2 separate regions of the Homo sapiens genome follow, and region 1 is linked to region 2. A link is an interaction called in ENCODE POLR2A ChIA-PET data of the cell type or tissue named here. Cell type or tissue: IMR-90. All regions are shown on one strand. Each heading gives the region's core, and the rest is flanking DNA. Links, peaks and the distances in the headings are about the cores only.

What was found. ChIA-PET counts read pairs that join two places held together with the same protein. Peaks named below come from ENCODE experiments on the same cell type or tissue, not always from the same donor. Only the 100,000 strongest peaks of a DNase experiment are listed, where the experiment ranks them.
Region 1: POLR2A ChIA-PET joins it to region 2 with 8 read pairs; 1 of 35 experiments calls an interaction of 5 or more read pairs at or near these places.

The regions. Positions count from the first base shown.
Region 1 is chr18:69,793,437-69,797,841 of GRCh38, reverse strand. The region is part of intron 7 of DOK6 (docking protein 6); the gene reads right to left. Among named protein-coding and RNA genes, the nearest start is that of CD226, 150 kb to the left of the region's middle. In IMR-90, for the core only: no CTCF peak of the experiment used is centred there; a DNase peak (open chromatin) is centred at 1,931.
Region 2 is chr18:70,296,329-70,300,733 of GRCh38, reverse strand. All of the region lies in intron 1 of SOCS6 (suppressor of cytokine signaling 6), which reads right to left. Among named protein-coding and RNA genes, the nearest start is that of SOCS6, 9.5 kb to the right of the region's middle. In IMR-90, for the core only: no CTCF peak of the experiment used is centred there; no DNase peak of the experiment used is centred there; H3K27ac peaks cover 208 bases.

The DNA.
Region 1 (4,405 bases), core at 127-4,126, 500 kb after region 2:
GTGCACTACTGCCTGCCTTAATATTTGATGAAAGAATGAATAGTAAGAAGAAATGAATACAATATAAGGCTTAGTGATAGCACTGTGAGGAAGTAAGAAAATATTACAACCTAAGAGCTCTATGCAATGTTATCTGTAACATCAAATAGAAAACAGTAAGTGCCAAATAAGAAAAGAAGGAAAAAAATGTTATGGCAATTCAAAAGAGGAAAAATTACATCTCATTGGGAAAACAGTGATAAAGTCTTAATAAAATAAGTAGAAGACATCTGATTTGCAATAATACTTATGTCAAATTTATTCTGTATATTATTTTAAAAATTAGTAGACTAAAAACTGGGCTATTATTTTTCCTGTGTTAGCAAAATAGAGGATTACTGCCTCTGCTTTTGTTTATATTCTGCCTTAATGTATGAGGGTATTTTGTAAAGGTTAATATAATCTCAAGATGTTAACTTCCTGAGGCAACACTCTAACAACTTTACAACTTTATATTTTTCACATTTAATATGCATTTTCAGTGGGTAAAATTATCCGACTACAGTGATGGTGGCATTTCATTACCATAAAAAAGATGTAACTCTTCTCAAAGAATCTTAGACGAGTTATATCTGAGCAATGCCAACACATAATTAAATTTAAAATCATTTATATTCTTCCTTTCGGTTGGTGAGAAGCCCTATCATTTGGGGCAGGTTTTGTGCAGGTGTAAAGTATTGCTTTCTAATTATTTCCTGATAAATACAGGCAATTTCATCTATCAGGAGGTAAGTTAGTAATTGGAAATAATCGATTAACTTCAAAGAAATTAGTAGATTGACAGATACAATTTCCAGAAAGAGTTATCACTACAGTCCAGCTTAGTCAGTTCATCAAATATAAGCTCTTTTCAAGAATCTTACTAAAGAAAAACATTGAATCAGACTCAGGATTTATTTCATCTAAACTTTACCCTCTTTTCAAGACATCAGCCTTAGGAGGAGTTATGTAACATCAAATAACTTCAATATTCTAGCCTACTCAAGAAACAAGCATATGAGAATTACAAGCCAATGCCTCACAGAGTCCTGCAGCTGGCTTCACAGTTGTGGAGATTGACTGTGCCTCTTTTCTGGACATGTGTGCTTTGTCTAGTATTTGTACACACGAGCTAATTTGACAGGTACACTTTTTAAATTCATTCATGATGGGGCATTGCCAGTGACTTTAATCTTTCCATAAACTTTATTTCATGAGAAAGACTGGTCTTTTTTTGAAATTGATGTGTGCTATGTTTTGTGCACAGCACACTCTATTTTTAAGGATAGGTTTGTTAATACCTATCAGAACTCTTACTGACAAAGTACCATCAAAGATGCTGCTGTCTCATGTTCTTAGAAGGCTGGCAAAGAGGTGAAAGTGAATAGAAATTGCTCTCTTGTGGCCAGCATGTATTAGGCTTATGTATATTAATAAGAAGTTAATTAGAATGGAAGGAATGGGCAAGGAGGGCACTCTGCTATTATCGTTGCAGACAGACCTTTGGTAACAGTTTCTCATTATGTGGAATGGCAGAACTGGGGATTAGAGAAATTGTTTGTAAATGTGGATCCCAAAGCCTTCTCACAAAAGCAAGTCAGCCTCGTTTGTGAGTTTCCAGGACCCTTCTTTGGAATTTTCATCCTTTCCATCACGCTGTTACTGAGCTCACCTTGAAGCAACAGGAGTTGCTGAGATCCGTCTCTGCCTAATCCAGTAATTGGGACTCTGGCCACAGCCAGCTTTCCCTGCACTGCCGCTGCCCAGATAATTGCTGTGACATTTCATTTCTCTCTTCTCTGAAAGAAACACTCAGGCAGAAAACTCATTCTTCTAGAAAGTGCCTCAGGCCCTCTGTTACAGGATGAGCTCGGATCACAGTTCAGTGGCTGGCTCTTTCCCTACGTGGTCAAAGCTGCTTTCCACAGTTTGATTACTCAGAGGAAAAATAAACCTGAACAGACACATAGAGTTGTTTCTCTCTTCTTTCCCACTTGTTAGGAGGTGGTTAAAAGCAGATAAAACTTCTCCTTAAAGACCTTTACTTTGAGTGCTGCAAGACATTCCATTTATCCTGCCAGCCAAATGGAGAAAATTCCCAAACGGGCTGTCATTAAATCAATCAGTGTGTATCATGAACGAACTTTATTAAAAAGAGGGCCTGGCCTTTTGCCTAGCACACAGTTGGTGCTTAGTAAACATTTGTTAAATGAATACAGGCGTCAGAGAACTGGAACCTTGTTCTCACATTAAACAATGTTGTTCCAAGATCTTTGTCTTGATTTCTGCTTTCTCTGGCAACTGGGTTATGCTGTCTTTCAATATATTACTATTAAGTTTTGTAAGATGTTCCTACACACTGTTTCATAATTCAAAATATAAATATATTTTTAGCTCTATAGAAATAGTCTCATATCCTTCATCACGTTTTTAAAGACTGAAAGATTTCTATGCCCATTGTAAAACATATTCTGAATGAAAAAAATGGAAGGGCTAAGCATTTTAAAGCTTAAACAGCCTTTGCCATCGTCTGGTGTCTATCTTGTATGAGAACTGTACAGCTCAGAGATGATCATCCGCTTGTCTTGGTTGTTTAAGAGGTTAGTGACCAAACTGGGTTGAAAACCCAGGTGTCCGAACTCCAAGAATAATGGAGTTATTGTAAATGAAACTATATCAGACGCCCACAACCTTTTAGCACCAGGGACCAGTTTCATGGAAGACAATTTTTCCATGGATCAGGGTGGGGGATGGTTTCAGGATGATTCCAGTGCATTACATTTATTTTGCACTTTATCTCTATTATTACATTGTAATATATAATGAAATTATTATACAACCCACCATAATGTGGAATCAGTGGGAGCCCTAAGCTTGTTTTCCTGCAGCTAGACAGTCCTATATGGGGGTGATGGGAGACAGTGACAGATCATCAGGCATTAGGTTCTCATAAGGAGCACGGAGCCTAAATCCCTCGCATGCGCAGTTCACAATAGGGTTCATGCTTCATGCTCCTTTGAGAATCTCATGCCGCTGATCTGACAGGAGGTAGAGCTCAGGTAGGAATGTGAGTGATGGGGAGCGGCTGCAAATACAAATGAAGCTTCACTAGCTTGCCCGCTGCTCACCTGCTCTGTGGCCTGGTTTCTAACAGGCCATAAACCAGTATTGGTCTTTGGCCTGGTGATTGGGACCCCTGCTTTGCATCCTATCTGGAAGTAGAATATGATGAGTATGGTGATGGAGTGGAATCTTACTCAACTTACTTGGCATATCTGTTCTGAAATCCCATTCTGTGAAATAAGAGACATTGTCAATGTTCCCACTGCCAGTATTCCTAAGGGAAAGTACTACCTCATTTAACGAAACAGAAACAATGGATATTATAGCTGAAAAATCATAATGGTTAAAAAAACATATTTTGGTGGAATTGAAAATAGGCATTCATTTTCCATTTAATTACTTTCTCCTTTTGCTAATGACATCAATGCAGACCTCTGGCAGGGTGCTTACCCTAGAACAGTGCAAAAGGCAGATACTTCTGTAGAAAGCTAGCTAAAAGGAATTTGAGTATTTGATAGAATTATGTATAACTGAACAGTACTGGGGATGCTTGGGAGGGAAGACGTGAAAATGGGGCCCCAATGACATGGAAAGTAGGCAGGATCCAAGTGATGACCACCATAAGACACATAACAGGATTATTTCATAAATGTACTGAGCAAAATGAAAAATTTCCATTCAGGGTGTTGGGAGAGCAGTCTGTCGTTTATCACTCTGAGTATTCATCTGAAGCTTCATAATTCTGTCAGGGATGTTAAATAAAAATAAATAGGAAGAGGAGTATTTGGCTAAACTTAATGTCTATATCACAGCATCTCAACAAAACAAGAAAAGAGTCCTCAGTTTCGTTGAGTGTGGCTTTTACTTTAATATCCCATTGGGCTTTTGTCCTATAATTCTTGGTGTAGGGTTATTTTTTTCAAGGAACAATGAAAATACCATTTGTTTTTCCCATAGTGCTTATTTCTTTCTCTCTAGATGTGCAAAAGATGTTGGGAAAGTGCTATCTCTTCTAAGAAATCTTTTCTCTCTGGTAGTGAAAAGAACTCTGAAAACTTGGGTTTAAATTCTGGCTCTGTCACGTTCCAGTTATATGATTTAATTCAATGTTTCCTAAAAGTAAGAAAATTTTTACATTGAACCCTTTCCTCAGATCCCTAGGAGTCTTAAGTTCCCCTTTTAAAAAAGATTGTATTTAAAATAAAACATTATTTTGTGATTGTGATATAGGTGTCAATGCAACCATAATTACACATGTAAAGTGGCACTGGAGTTGTGTGGAACTAAAGCATTGTCACTTTATGAAACTCTGGTGCGGTAATCA
Region 2 (4,405 bases), core at 220-4,219:
GTATGGGGTAGCACTAGCTTAAATTTGCAGGGGGATACTAAGTGAATCTCCATATAAAATACATGATAATCTCTAAATCATGTCCAGTTCTAAAAGCTTCTGACTCAATGAAAATAAAAATATGTACGGACTTAGATATCTAACCAGCAATGAACAACTTTCCCATGAGCATTTCTAAGCATCCTTCACTGTAATTGTATTCAATGCATTCTTATTCAATTATTAAACTGAATATGAAACAAATATTCATAACGTCAATCATGTAAAAATGCTTTTTGTGTTGGCTTATAAGAATTGATTAATGAGGCTGGGCGCGGTGGCTCACACCTGTAATCCCAGCACTTTGGGAGGCTGAGGCTGGCAGATCACTTGAGGTCAGGTGTTCGAGACTAGCCTGGCCCACGTGGTGAAACTTTGTCTCTACTAAAAAAATACAAAAACTAACCAGGTGTGGTGGTGGGTGCCTGTAATCCCAGCTACTTGGGAGTCTGAGGCAGGAGAATCACCTGAACCCAGGAGACAGAGGTTGCAGTGAGTCAAGATCATGCCACTGCACTCCAGCTTGGGCGAGAGAGAGACTAAGTCTTAAGGAAAAAAAAAAATAAAGAATTGATTAAATGACTGCACACCTCTCCTTAATTTTTTAGTTCAGATTTTAACAAGTTGCATTTAAGAAGTAGTAAATATATATGCCAATTCATCACTGTCTTTATACGTATACGGTCATCCCTCGGTATTCATGGGGGATTGGCTCCAGGAATAACAGAAGCTATGAATGCTCAAGTCCCTTATATAAAACGTCATAGTATTTGCATATAACCTATGTACATCCTCCCCATACTTTAAATCATCTCTAGATTATTTATAACACCTAACACAAGTGTTATATAAATGGTTATATTATTTTTTGTTGTCTTATTTGCACTTAACCAATTCAAAGAAATGTGATATAAGACATATTTCATCTTTGTCTCTAGTTCCTGGCACAGTTCCTATATCTTTGGGATTTCCTGAGATAGAAATATTTTTTATTGTTCAAAACAAGCCCCTTTCAATCACAACTGTTAATGCTAACGCTGTGATTAAAAGCGGCCCTCCTAGATGGCCTCTGGATGGGGCTGGTCACCCAGAGACCCAGTGCCTAGAGTGTGGAACTTTCAGCACCGACCCCCCGTCCCTATCCTGAAGAGAAATGAAGAGAAAAGGAAAGGATTAGAGATTGAGTTCTACAGAAACTCTAACTACAAGATTCGGGGACCTTGCACACACAAGGGTGAGCTGGGCAGGAGGCCACCCTAGGAGGGCACAGAAACTCCACGTCCCCCCGTGCTTGCTCCGTGCACCTCTTCTACTGGGCTGTTGCTGAGTTGTGCCCTTAATAATAATGTTTTCCTGAGTTTTATCCAGCAAATTATCTAATCTGAGGAGGTAGTGGGAACCCCTGATTTGTAGCCAGTCGGTCAGAAGTATGAGAGGCCTGGGACTTGTGACTGGCATCTGAGGACGGGGCAGTCTCATGGGACTCAGCCCGTTGCCTGTGGGGACTGTACTTACTCTGGGTAGGGTCTGAATTAACTGAAATGTTGGACTCAGTTTTCTTTTTTTGTTTTTAAGACGGAGGGTCGCTCTTGTTGCCCAGGCTGGAGTGCAATGGCATGATCTTGGCTCGCTGTAAGCTCCACCTCCCGGGTTCAAGCGATTCTCCTTCCAGCCTCCCAAGTAGCTGGGATTACAGCATGTGCCACCGTGCCTGGCTAATTTTTGTATTTTTAGTAGACACGGGGTTTTGCCACGTTGGTCAGGCTGGTCTCGAACTCCTGACCTCAAGTGATCCGCCCACCTCGGCCTCCCAAAGTGTTGGGATTACAGGTGTGAGCCACCGCACCCAGCCTGGACACTCAGTTTTCACACTGAAGAAGTGGTTGTTGGTGTTGGAAACACATCACAAGAAATAAATCAGCCTTTTATCTTTACCACTGTGTGTATCAGGCCTGAGACTCCTATGAAATAACTATGACACTTTTCAACAAATTAATATAGGTATCTTAACTCTAAATCAGTGGAGACCTGGGCAACATTGATAATGGAAATCATTTGCACACTGAAAAGACAGCACCCCAACTTACTACTAGTAAGATCCTTAATGATGTCCACATCTGCAACCTTATTGGCTAAGGTATAATTACAGTTGGTGGCTTAGAAACAGCTATTGTAATACTTTCTGATATATATATAATACATCCTGACCTCCAGAATGATAAATGTAAAATACTATCTTATATATAGTTCTTTTAATACCATTCACCTATATATGATTATAGCTGACAATGACAAATTAAAAAACAATTATTTAACATTTTAATGTAAACAAAATTATTTTAACTAAAAATATAGCAAATTCCCTAAAAATCTCACCACATTAATTGTCTATGAAAAAGAATGACCTCATGAATTATAAACTACCAAGTAGGTAAGATTCTTTCAGAATTTGACAAATTATGAACAAAGATGTTTTGTTTTTATTCTGTACTGTAGCAAAGTGTTTTAATAGTTTCTTCATTGCTTTAAGATTAAAAGTAATTTGTTTATATATTAAAATATCTTAAATGTAATGAACTACTAAAGCAAAAATATCTAACTTGTGAAAGGCAACATGCATGTAAAACTAACTGAAAAATAACACAACTGTTATGACTGCTCTCAGAGCCTTCAGATCAACACAAAAGCTCTAATTTAAAGAGCAATTTGCCCATTATTCAAATGCTTTCACATAGAACATACAAGATTTTGTCATTCAATTTGCAGTAGAGAATTTGAGTTTTCAGTTAAAATAATCTTTTCCCCATTTCTAAAGTACATCCAAATGAAGAATGGAGTTTTAAATAGCAGATTTGGGGAACAAAAAGTAATCCACATGAAATTTGTTATTAAATGTACATTAAGAGCCAACATAAACTTCATTCATTGATCATTAGCGCTGAAGGGAATCTTGGAAAGCAATAATTATTCAATTTAATAATATATCCCTATTAAGCAAACAATATAAAAATCTTACAAAATGAAAAGATTACTTGTATTATAAAACAATAATCTGATTGCCAAAAGTAACCATTTATTGTGGGTTCCCAAAGATGCGATCTCTTGATGCTTTTAAAATAGTCCAAATTAAAATAATTATGTTACCACCCACTACAGATCAGCAGGCATTTCATCGACTAAGTTAATTGAACTCAGTGACACAGATGTGGCTTCATGAGAGCACTAACTGAAAACACTACTTTTATTTAAAGAAAAAAATAGATCTGGTTTTCCCAAAAACGAAGGGTTTAATATTCACTGATGCTAGCAAAACAAACAAAAACTGTTGAAAAGAAGGGAAAAAAAAACCCTCCTGATTAAACATACACTTCTTTATCTCCATCATTCCCCAAAAACACAGGAACGAAGAAAATCACAAAGCGAATTACGGCAGATGACAACAGTGTTAAGTGGCTAAAACAAACTGGAGTAAACCAAAATCTAAGACTGCTGGAAAGGAAGACGACGAAAAACCAGCCTGAGAAAAGGTTTCACAAATCTGAACTGAGAGGCGGATGCTATTTGTTTAAAAAAGAGGGGGTGAGGAGAACAGTTAGAAAACAAAACTCCCACAGCCAAAAAGTAAACATTCAATAAAAGAAAAATTGAGGGAACTCCCCTCCAAAGAACAACAACAACAACAACAACAACAGACAAGAAAAATGGAGAAAAAAGCTAAGAAAATAAGTAGACGGATTTAGGAGTTCCTATGTCCAATGAAGAAGAGCTTAAGACAGAAAAAAAAAAAAGAAAGAAAATGAGAAAATGAAAGGGAAGAAATTATAAAAGTCATTTTAATAGTTTTTCTAGAACTGAAAAACATAAGTTTATAGACTGAAAAGCTCTGTGGAATGCTCAGCACATCCAAAGTAGAAAAGAACAATCACCAGACCCACCATGGTAAAATGTTAGTATTTAGGCAATAACACAAAAGTCCCCCAAAAGCTTCCAGGGGGAAAAGAAATGGCTTACAACTGCCTGGGAAACTGGCGGCATGTGACTTAACAGTAACACTGAAAACCGGACGACAACGGAGCAATGCCTGCAATATTCCAAGAGGAAACACACTTACAACTATGACCCCCACTGACAGTTCAATGACTCTCCTTGTGCCCTTGCATGCGTCTGGAATTCTTGCAGGGACTAGGCCTGGTTCTGGCCTATGGTGACCAGCGTGCGACCTGCAGATACACCCACATCCGCCATGGGGACAACAGACAGGAACTGTAGGTGAAAGCAGATTGGACCCAAAGGAAGAGGCCAAGGGAGGCGGCGTCCACAGCAGACTTTGTGAAAGCAAGACACAGACCTCTATTCATGCACTGAG